Linked DNA regions of Homo sapiens: region 2 is linked to region 1. Evidence: read pairs that join two places in POLR2A ChIA-PET (ENCODE). Cell type or tissue: endothelial cell of umbilical vein. All regions are shown on one strand. Links, peaks and the distances in the headings refer to the core of each region. The heading gives the core; the rest is flanking DNA. Region 1 has its middle 46 kb from the start of LONRF3. Region 2 overlaps ZCCHC12 (zinc finger CCHC-type containing 12).

What was found. Peaks named below come from ENCODE experiments on the same cell type or tissue, not always from the same donor. Only the 100,000 strongest peaks of a DNase experiment are listed, where the experiment ranks them.
Region 2: POLR2A ChIA-PET joins it to region 1 with 5 read pairs; 2 of 35 experiments call an interaction of 5 or more read pairs at or near these places.

The regions. Positions count from the first base shown.
Region 1 is chrX:118,925,647-118,931,023 of GRCh38, reverse strand. No RefSeq gene overlaps it. Among named protein-coding and RNA genes, the nearest start is that of LONRF3, 46 kb to the left of the region's middle. In endothelial cell of umbilical vein, for the core only: no CTCF peak of the experiment used is centred there; a DNase peak (open chromatin) is centred at 2,773.
Region 2 is chrX:118,826,768-118,832,144 of GRCh38, reverse strand. ZCCHC12 (zinc finger CCHC-type containing 12) reads right to left here. Exons shown (of 4, transcript NM_173798.4): 4 at 5,177-5,377. Among named protein-coding and RNA genes, the nearest start is that of ZCCHC12, 5.6 kb to the right of the region's middle. In endothelial cell of umbilical vein, for the core only: no CTCF peak of the experiment used is centred there; no DNase peak of the experiment used is centred there; H3K27me3 peaks cover 197 bases.

The DNA.
Region 1 (5,377 bases), core at 181-5,180:
GGTGAAAGACTGGGTGCCTTCCTTATAAAATCAGTAACAAGTCAGGGATGTTTGTTCTCACCTCTTATATTCAGCATTGCCTTAGTCTGTTTTGTGCCGTTATAACAGAATACCTGAGACTGGGTAATTTACAAAGAACAGAAATTAATTACTGATAATTCTGAAGGCTGTGAAGTCCAAGATCAAGTCACCAGCAGGTTAGAGCCTGACCTCTCTGCTGCCAAGATGATGCCTCAAACACTGCATCCTCTGGAGGAGAGGAACGCTGTGTCCTCATGTGGTAGAAGAGAGCAAACCCACTCCCACAAGTCCTTTTTTTATAATGGCATTAATCCATTTAGAGGGCAGAGCCCTCAAAACCTAAACATCTCCCAAAAGGCCCCACTTCCCAACACTGCTGCAACTAGGGATCAAGTTTCCAACACATGAATTTTGGGGGATGCATCCAGACCATAGCAAACATTGTACTGGAGGGTCTGGACAGAGAAATTAGAAAATAAAATGCAATAAAAGCTCACAAATGATAAAGGAAGAAGTATTCTCTTTACTTGGAGATAATTGCTCATATGCAGAAAACCAGTTACAATCTAAAAAAAGTTCTAGAACTGAAAGTGAGTTTAGCAAGGTTGCAGGCTACATCATTAATGTTTTTTTAAAATTTCATTTATATATATTAGTAATTGACAATTGAAATTGAAATTTTAAAATACCACTTAGTTCGGGCGTGGTGGCTTACACCTGTAATCCCAGCACTTTGGGAGACGGAGGCAAGTGGATTGCTTGAGGTCAGGAGTTCAAGACCAGCCTGACCCACATGGTCAAAACCCATCTCTACTAAAAATACAAACATTAGTCGGGCGTGATGGCACACACCTGTAGTCCCAGCTACTCAGGAGGCTGAGGTGGGAAAATCGCTTGAACCCAGGAGGCGGAGATTGCAGTGAGCTGAGATCACACCACAGCACTCCATCCTGTGGATCGCACCATTGCACTTCAGTTTTATATACAAATGGTCGTAGAAGCTTTATTTGCAATAGTTACAAACTGGAAAGAGCCCAAATGTGCATCAACAGGTAAATGGATAAACAAATTGTGGTATAGCCATACAGCAAAATACTACTTAGCAAAAAAAGAAAAGGACTATTGATATATATAATAACATAGGTGTGGCCGGGCGCAGTGGCTCATGCCTGTAATCCCAGCACTTTGGAAGACCGAGGTGGGCAGATCATGAGGTCAAGAGATCGAGACCATCCTGGCCAACATGGTAAACCCCCGTCTCTACTAAAAATACAAAAATTAGCTGGGTGTGGTGGTGCACGCCTGTAGTCCCAGCTACTCAGGAGGCTGAGGCAGGAGAATCACTTGAGCCCAGAAAGGCAGAGGTTGCAGTGAGCCGAGATGGTACTACTGCATTCCAGCCTGGGCAGTAGCAAGACCTTGTCTCAAAAAAAAAAAAAAAAACCAGCAACAACAAAAAAAACTAACATAGGTGAATCTGAAAATAATTCTTCTGAGTGAAAGAAGTCAGAAAAAAATTGATGTATGATTCAATCAATCAATGAATCAAAACGTATAAATTCTTTTTTGGGGGGGGTTCTTTTTTTTTTTGAGTTAGGGTCTCGCTCTGTTGCCCAGGCTGGAGTGAAATGGTGTGATCTTGGCTCACTGCAACCTCCGTCTCCGGGGTTCAAAGGATTCTTCCACCTCACCAAGGTAGCTGGGACTACAGGTGTGTGCCACCACGTCTGGCTATTTTTTGTGTTTTTAGTAGAGACAGGTTTTCACCACGTTGGCCAGGCTGATCTTGAACTCCTTGAGTCATCCGCCTTGGCCTCCCAAAGTGCTGGGATTACAGGCGTGAGCCACTGTGCCCAGGCAAAACATAAATTCTTAAAAAACACAAACTAGGCCAGGCGAGGTGGCTCACGCCTGTAATCCTAGCACTTTGGGAGGCCAACACGGGAGGATTGCTTGAATTCAGGAGTTTGAGACCAGCCTGGGCAACACAGTAAGATCTCGTCTGTACTAAATTTTTTTTAAAAAATTAGTCAGCCATGGTGTGAATGCCTGTAAGTCCCAGCTACTTGGGAGGCTGAGGTGGGAGGATCATTTAAGCCCAGTAGGTCGAGGCTGCAGTAAGCCATGTTTGTGCCACTGCACACCAGCCTGGGTAACAAAGTGAGACCCTTTGAGGGTCAAAGTGAGATTGTACACTTAAAATATGTGCAGTTTATTGTATGCCAGTCATACTTCAGTAAAGCTGTTAGAAAGAACTGACCCACACAAATATGTCCAACTGACTTTTGACGAAGATGCAAAAGTAATTTGGTGAAGTGTGAGAAAAGGCTAAGGCCTGACAGACTTCGCCAATAAAAAAGACACTATGAGTGCTTTTAAGATTCAGACAGTTTATTACTTACCTGGGGAGTGAAAAGAAGTGTAGCCAAAGGTGCCAGCTCCCTGTGGTCCTTGTTTCACACACCAAAAAGGATGACATCAAAACAAAAGGGACCTCTTATCCTCTTGTATACCGAGAAGATCACAAGGAGTTCTGCCAAGATTCAGATAAACTGCAGGTCAAGTCTTTGTCTGTGTGGTCTCTGTTGTCAGGTTGCCATGACAGAGCTGTTCCTCTACACATAAAAGCCGCAGACCCTGAGGTTTGAACAGATTTCTCTGGGCAGAGTTATTCCTCACATGGTCCTGTAGTTCACTGCAAGAGAGAAAGCACATCCTGTGTGGCTTCAGATGGGGAAGTCTATGCCTGACCTCTCTGGACTCTGTCCAATGCATGCATTTTTCCTGTTGTTTTTGCTCTGTTTCCTTTCCTTAATAAACTTTAGCAGTGAGTAAAACCTGCTATATTGACTCTTGTGACTCCTTCTAGTGAATCACTAAACCTGGGGTGGTCATGGGACCCCAGAAACACGGGAATTTTCTTTTTAACAAATGGTGCTGGAAAATTTGCACATCCATAGGCAGAAATAAACAATAAACCTATACCTAAGCCTCATACTTTATACAAAAATTAACTCAAATTTGATCTTTGATTTAAATGTAAAATTATAAAGCTTTTAGAAGAGAACACAGGAGGCTGGGCATGGTGGCTCACACCTGTAATCCCAGCACTTTGGGAGACTGTGGTGAGCCGATCATTTGAGTTCAGGAGTTTGAGACCAGCCTGGGCAAAATGGTGAAACCCTGTCTCTACTAAAAATATAGAAATTAGCAGAGTGTCATGGTGCATGCCTCTAATCCCAGCTACTCAGGAGGCTGAGACAGGAGAATCACTTGAAACTGGGAGGTAGAGGTTGCAGTAAGCTGAGATAGTGCTGCTGCACTCCAGCCTGGGCGACAGAATGAGACTCTGTCTCAAAAAAAAAAAAAAAAAAAAAAAAAAAAGCCGGGTGCAGTGGCTCATGCTTGTAATCCCAGCACTTTGGGAGGCCAAAGTGGGCAGATCACGAGGTCAAGAGATGGAGACCATCCTGGCCAACATGGTGAAACGCCCCGTCTCTACTAAAAATACAAAAATTAGCTGGGCGTGGTCGTGCACGCCTGTAGTCCCAGCTACTCGGGAGGCTAAGGCAGGAGAATCGCTTGAACCAGGGAGGCGGAGGTTGCAGTGAGCTAAGATTGCACCACTGCACTCCAGCCTGGCAACAAAGCAAGACACTGTCTAAAAAAAAAAAAAAAAAAAAAAAAAAAAAAAAAAAAAAAAGAAGAAGAAGAAGAAGAAGAAGAAGAAGAAGAAAGACAAAGAAAAAAGAAAAGGCCGGGCACGGTGGCTCACGCCTGTAATCTCAGCAATTTGGTTGGGAGGCTAAGGCGGGTGGATCACCTGAGGTCAGGAGTTCGAGACCAGCCTGGCCAACATGGTGAAACCCCGACTCTACTAAAAATACAAAAATTAGCCGGGTGTGGTGGTGCACGCCTGTAATCCCAACTACTGGGGAGGCTGAGGCAGGAAAATCGTTTGAGCCTGGGAGGCAGAGGTTGCAGTGAGCTGAGATCATGCCACTGCACACCAGCCTGGGCAAAAGAGTGAGACTCCGTCTTAAAAAAAGAAGAAGAAGAAGAAAACACAGTAGAAAGAAAATCACCATGATTTGGAGTTAGGTGAAGGGAACATAGACATGACACCAAAAGCACAATGCATAGAAGGAAAAAACCTAAACATATTGATGAAAAGCTCACAGAACTTCTGCTCTATGAAAGACATCTGTTAAGATGATAAAAAGACAAGCTCTGGGGCTAGGCGTGGTGGCTCATGGCTGTATTCCTAGCACTTTGGAAGGCCAAGGCGGGCCGATCGCTTGAGCTCAGGAGTTTGAGACCAGCCTGGGCAACATGGCGAAACCCCGTCTCTACAAAAAATACAAAAATTAGCCAGGCATGGTGGCGTGCACCCGTAGTCCCAGCTACTTGGTGGCTAAGGTGGGAGGATCGCATGAGCCCAGAAGGTCAAGGCTACAGGAAGCCAAGGTTGTGCCACTGCACTCAATCCTGGGTGACAAGATGAGACCTTGTCTCAAAAAAAAAATTATCTGGGCATGCTGGCATGCACCTGTAGTCCCGGCTATTCAGGGGGCTGAGGTGGGAGGATCACTTGAGCCAGGGAGATTGTGGCTACAGTTAGCCATGATCACACCACTGCACTGCAGCCTGGGCAACAGAGTGAGGCCCTGTCTCAAAACAAACAAACAAACAAACAAACAAAAAACAAGCTACAGTCAGGGAGAACATATTTGCAAATCACATCTCTAACAAAGAATATATATCCAGAATATATAAAGAACTCCCAAAACTCATCTGTAATAAACCAACCACCCAGTTTTTAAATGGGTAAAAGAAGACTTGAACAGACATGTCACCAAAGACAATATACTGGTGGCAGATATATACATGAAAAGATGTTCAATATCACTAGCCATTAGGGATATGCCAATCAAAATCACAACGAAATGCTGTTATGCACCTACTCAAATGTCTGAAAAAGAAAACACTGATAACAACAAATGCTGATGAAGATGTCAAGAAATAGGATCTTTCATATGTTTTTGGTAGGGATGTAAAATGGTAGAGGCAGGCTGGGCGCGGTGGTTCACGCCTATAATCCCAGCAGTTTGGGAGGCTGAGGTGGGCAGATCACTTGAGGTCAGGAGTTCGAGACCAGCCTGGCCAACATGGTGAAACCCTGTCTCTATTAAAAGTACAAAAATTAGCCAGGCTTGGTGGCAGGCGCCTGTAATCTCAGCCACTCAGGAGTCTGAGACAGAAGAATCGCTTGAATCTGGGAGCCAGAGGTTGCAGTGAGCCAAGATCATGCCACTGCACTCCAGCCTGGGTAACAGAGCAAGTCTCCATATCAATA
Region 2 (5,377 bases), core at 305-5,304, 99 kb after region 1:
AAATGCTACCTAAGATTCGGGGAATGAGCTTTAGCAGGGTCAGGGCAAGCTGGCCCGAGGGAGTGCCAGATGAGAGGATACTTGAAGTTTGACAAGGGTTTTGCCAGGTGAAAAGAGTTCCAGACTGATGGAGCAGCACACTGGGGGTCAGAGAGAACACAGATGGCCTGGGGTTTTAAGCCCGTTTTTAGAGCGGCCACATTTAATTTTTCCAATTAGACTCAATGATCTGAAGGCACACCGAGAGCTTGAAATGCAGAGCGTTGTCTTGCAAGTATGAAGCCTAATTTATTCACCCAAGTTTTACTTATGGTCTTTTAACTTGTTTCCAGTTTTCCACTATTACACAAAATAAACTAGGGTAAACATCTTTGTTCATAAAAATTTTTTACACTTGTCCAGCTATGTTCTCAGCATCAATTTCAGCAGCTGTTGGATCCAGGGATTTTTATATTTCAACCTTTGATGCATTTCCTGGTCAGCCTTCCAGCAAGAATGCCTCAATCCTCAGTCCTACCAGCAGTGTGGGAGAGAGACTGCTTGTCCACATCCTCATCAACAGTTTGTTATTTTTAGTATCTTATCCCAGAAATTGTATATAAAAATAAATATGAAGAGAAGATAGTTACAGGCTCTAAGAAGGAGCTTTCCTAAACTGATCTTTTTTTTTCCGTCTTGTTTAATAAAAGAAATGAGACCAAGGCTATGTTACTGTGCAGGCTTTTGGTCGTGAGTATGGCAATTAGAAATTGGTTCCCAGGATGCAACCGATAGAATGATCAGATATATTGTACCCATTAGGAAGGACTTTATAGTATAACTGTAAAGACTTCTGGCTCTGGGGAGAGGCAGATCTGAAGTTCAATTCCAGCCCCAACCCTTACTATCTGTGTAATCTTAGGCAAGTGACAATAACTATGTGTGCCTCAATGTCCTAGTCTGTAAAATGGAGATGATGAACATGTTACATATCTGGAAGAAGAATGTGTGTGAGGCCAACCTAAGTTGTCAGCTCTGGTCTGCAATGAGCTGCTGCAGCTAAGGATCCATACATATTTCCTGCCAGGATGATAACTCAAGACCCAGAGCTAGTCTCGCTGCCTCCTTTTATCCTGCCCCTGAGAACTCTGGCAGTGGCAGGATTTCAGGGTCACCTGAATTGTAAAGGACTCCTGTCAGGGGCCAAGCTCAGTGTAGCTCCTGAAACCAGACTGTCATATCATCAGATTAACACTGAATAAGCACTGTATGCATGGCATGGACAGCATTTAACTTTTCCTGCCCTTCCTTCAGTAGCAGAGTAATGCATTTCAGCAGATGTCCAGTAGCTGCCATTTCTTGAGAGTCTGTGGGAGTCTACAATGGACCAACCCTATGTTAATCACTCATATAAAGGGCACACCTGGAAAGGCAGGCCTTATTATCCTGAATTTTTACAAACCTCAATTTTGTTTCGTGTCACATGCAGATAATAACACCTACATGATAGGGTGCTGTGAACATGGGAGACATGTAAGAAGCATAGGCTTTGGGCCAGGTGCGGTGGCTCACGCCTGTAATCCCAGCACTTTGGGAGGCTGAGGCGAACGGATCACGAGGTCAGGAGATCGAGACCATCCTGGCTAACATGGTGAAAACTCGTCTCTACTAAAAATACAAAAAATAAAATAAATAAAATAAAATTAGCCAGGCATGGTGGCGGGTGCCTGTAGTCCCAGCTGCTCGGGAGGCTGAGGCAGGAGAATGGTGTGAACCCAGGAGTCGGAGCTTGCAGTGAGCCGAGATTGCACCATTGCACTCCAGCCTGAGCGACAGAGTGAGACCCCATCTCAAAAAAAAAAAAAAAAAGAAAGAAAGAAAAAGAAAAAGAAAAGAAAAAAAAAGAATTATATGCTTTGGAGCCAGTCCCCAGGAATGTGACCTTTGGCTCTACCACTAACTAGCTGCCCGACCCTAGGTGAGCTGCTTAATGTTCCAGTTTATTTCCTCATCTAAAATATGTAAAAATGGCAATACCATATGGGGTTAAGATGAGGATTCAAGGAACCAACGCCTTCAAAGAGCCTGATACAGGATGTTTGGCACACAATAAGCTCTTAAAAATAGCAATTTTCTAGCTTGGGAAACATGGCAAAACCCTGTCTCTACTGAAAATTAAAAAATTAGCCGGGCATGGTAGCATGCACCTGTGGTCCCAGTTATTTGGGAGATGGGAGAATTGCTTGAGCCGGGAAGGTCAAGGCTGCAGTGAGCTGTGATTGCACCACTGCACTCCAGCGTGGGCAACAGAGCGAGACTGTGTCTCAAAAAAAATAAAAATTTTAATGATGTTTATTGTATCATTATTATGGAAGGATCAGGAAGAAGAAGAAGAAGATTCAGCAAAGGAGACCGAGAAGTGGGCATCAAAAGGTCAGGAAGCGGGAACTGTGAGGGGGGATGTCATGGAAACGGAGGGACAAGATGCCAGGAAGCGGGGAGATTGTGTAAAAGGGCACTCAGAGACTGGTTTCTTCTGACAAGATGAAATAGCAATTTCTCATCTCTTAGCGACCAATGAGAATGAAGGCAGAAAGGAAGAAAATAAGCCCATATCTTTAAATGAAGGCTATCCGACACAAAATTCTCTAAAAGCCTTTTAGGTAACTCTATTCATCTGATCTGAATGCCCAGGTATCCAATTAGGAAGAATGCATATTTCTTGAATAAACTAAAAGCCAGTGTCAGAGTTTAAAAAAAAAGGGGAGGGGGCGAGGATGAAAGGGAATGAGTCACAAAATAGGTTTTCAAAGCAGTGAAAGCAGTGGTCTATACTGAACATCCAAGCTCACTCCAGTGAAAGGGAAGTAGTGGTATGGATAGGATTTATTCATTTTTCTACTCCCCCTGGTAATAGAAAGAAATAGCAGCATAATCTGTGTCTTTGGACAAATCACTCAACAAGTGTTTATAGAGTAAAACCAAAAAACGTGAACAGGAAATGGAACAATATTCGAATCTGTACTAGATGAGAAGGGTAGATATCACCCAGGAGTAGATTTAGGGAGGAATTAAGGGTTAAACTCTATGCAAGCTGGAGAATGTTGGGGGCCTCTTTGGCTTTGGGGGCCTGAGTGGAGCTGCCACCTGTCTGGGGGTGCACAAGTGGTCCCTCTTGGCTCTGGAGAGACTGAGATTGCTGCCAGGGGCCCAGAGATGCCCCAGAAGGATGCAAGGAGTGGCCCTCTTGAGTCTTTGCTCCTGACCCAGTTTTTCTTAAGCTAAAAGGTCAGAAGCTGAGGCCTGGCACGGTGGCTCACACCTGTAATCCCAACTCTTTGGGAGGCTGAGGCGGGTGGATCACCTGAGGTTAGGAGTTCAAGACCAGCCTGGCCAACACGGTGAAACCCCGTCTCTACTAAAACTACAAAAATTAGCCAGGCACAATGGCGTTTGCCTATAATACCAGCTAGTTGGGAGGCTGAGGCAGAAGAATCGCTTGAACCTGGGAGGTGGAGGTTGTGATGAGCCGATATCGTGCCACAGCACTCCAGCCTGGGAGACAGAGCAAGACTCTGTCTCAAATAAAAAGAGTTAGAGGCAGAAGGGCCCTCCCAGTCTCCTTTTGGCCAGGAGGGTAAAGGAGGCTGAGGCTTAAGGTAAATGTTGAATGCTGTGGGGAGGAGGGAAGGGAGACTGGGCAGAGCCCAGGAGACTGAGCTCCACACCCTCCACCAGCAGCTGTACGTGGCTCCAGGAGGGCAGTGGGCTGGTGGTTATAAGGTCAAATGGTGGGGTCATGAGTGGAGCAGGGGCAATAAGCCAGGGAGTAGCTGAGAGCCTGTTTCTAGAAAGAGAAGCACTTCACGCCAGATTCTTGGCATGGCAGCCCAGGGAACACTTCTTGTAGTGCCTGGCTACCACTCCTTCCTTGGGGCCTCAGACTGAACCCCCTTTGTCCCCACGGAGTGGACCATCAACTGCCAACATAATCAGAACCCCAATACCCCTCCATGGGACCTTCAACCGGAGCCATTTCTGGTACAACACAGCCCAGAGACGAGTTTGAAACCCTAGGGTCTATGATATCTCCGAGGCTCCCTGTCCCAGTCAATGAAGTTGTGAATTGACTGGTCACAGCACTCTCTCCTCTCTCCCGCCCATCGAGCCCTGTGCTTCTCCTCGACACACCAGCACTCACTGCTTCATACTCTATCCTCTCAGCTCCGTGGAGCCCCTATTTCCGGCAGGGCAGACTCCCTGAGGGTCCCAAATCTGCATATTCATTTCACACTCGACCTCTGCCTTAAGTGCAACCACCTCCACCCCATTCCCCAGCCTTGTCCTGCTCGCAAAAATAGGGACCTAGGCACCTACAAGAAACATAGGGACCTTTGGGGCCTGAGGTCACACGCGAGTCCTCTTCTATCGCCCTCCAGGATGAGATGAGGAGGTGGTCCCTCTTTTCTCTCCCTCTCCTATGGATGCCCTTGGCTCTGCTCACATAGAGTGCAGGGCTTCCTGGCTTTCCGATTCCCATGTTCCTTCACGTGCTCCAGCAAATATATTGCTTTTCGTGTCTCCCAAGCTAACTTGGAGTCCGTGGGCTGCCGGTGGCCTCCAGCGCATAGCTTCAGAGTTTATAGGGGAGGCTCTGGCGCCGTCAGGAGTTGAGCCTGCTAATGCTGAGCTCCCATGAGTGGCTGCTCTCTCTTTTCCTTAACTGGGGAGGGGGCAGAAGGTGGTGTCAGCCCACAGGAGAGATTCCTTGTTGTGACCAGGACGTTGTCCAGAGGCAGCAACAGCAACAACAATCTAAGGAATCTGCCCAGATGAAGAACTGCCCATCCCCAAAGTGAACAGAAATGGAGCCCCTGGAATCCCCATATTGGGCTATTACCTCAGCACCGGACTCCCCCATCCCCCATCAGTCTCCTGGGTATATCAGAGAAGAAAGCACTGGTGTTTTGTCAACAAGTGGGTGTCACAATTTGGCTCTCTGAGCGAAGGGACAGGTTAGTTGTGGTAAGGGGGCTCTGTCCTTTTACCTTTGGGAAGTATCTCAGCCCATTTATTTTTTTTCATTTGCAAAATGCGGTTAAAAATCCCACCTCAGAGTACAACCCCCCTTTACAGTTTTTTACTATATTTTCTTTTTTAAAAATTCTTCCTAACAGCACAGACACATTAAGGCAGATGCTGATATATATATTTATTGACATAGAAGCTCACAACATATATTGTTTGGTGAAAAAATACAGATAGAACAGCACTTATATTTCATCACTTTTATCTATGCATATATCTATCTGGGTACATAGGTATAGGGAAATATCACTCATCAAAGGGTTGACAATGATTATATAAGGGTGGAGAGATTTGGGTAATTTGTACTTCA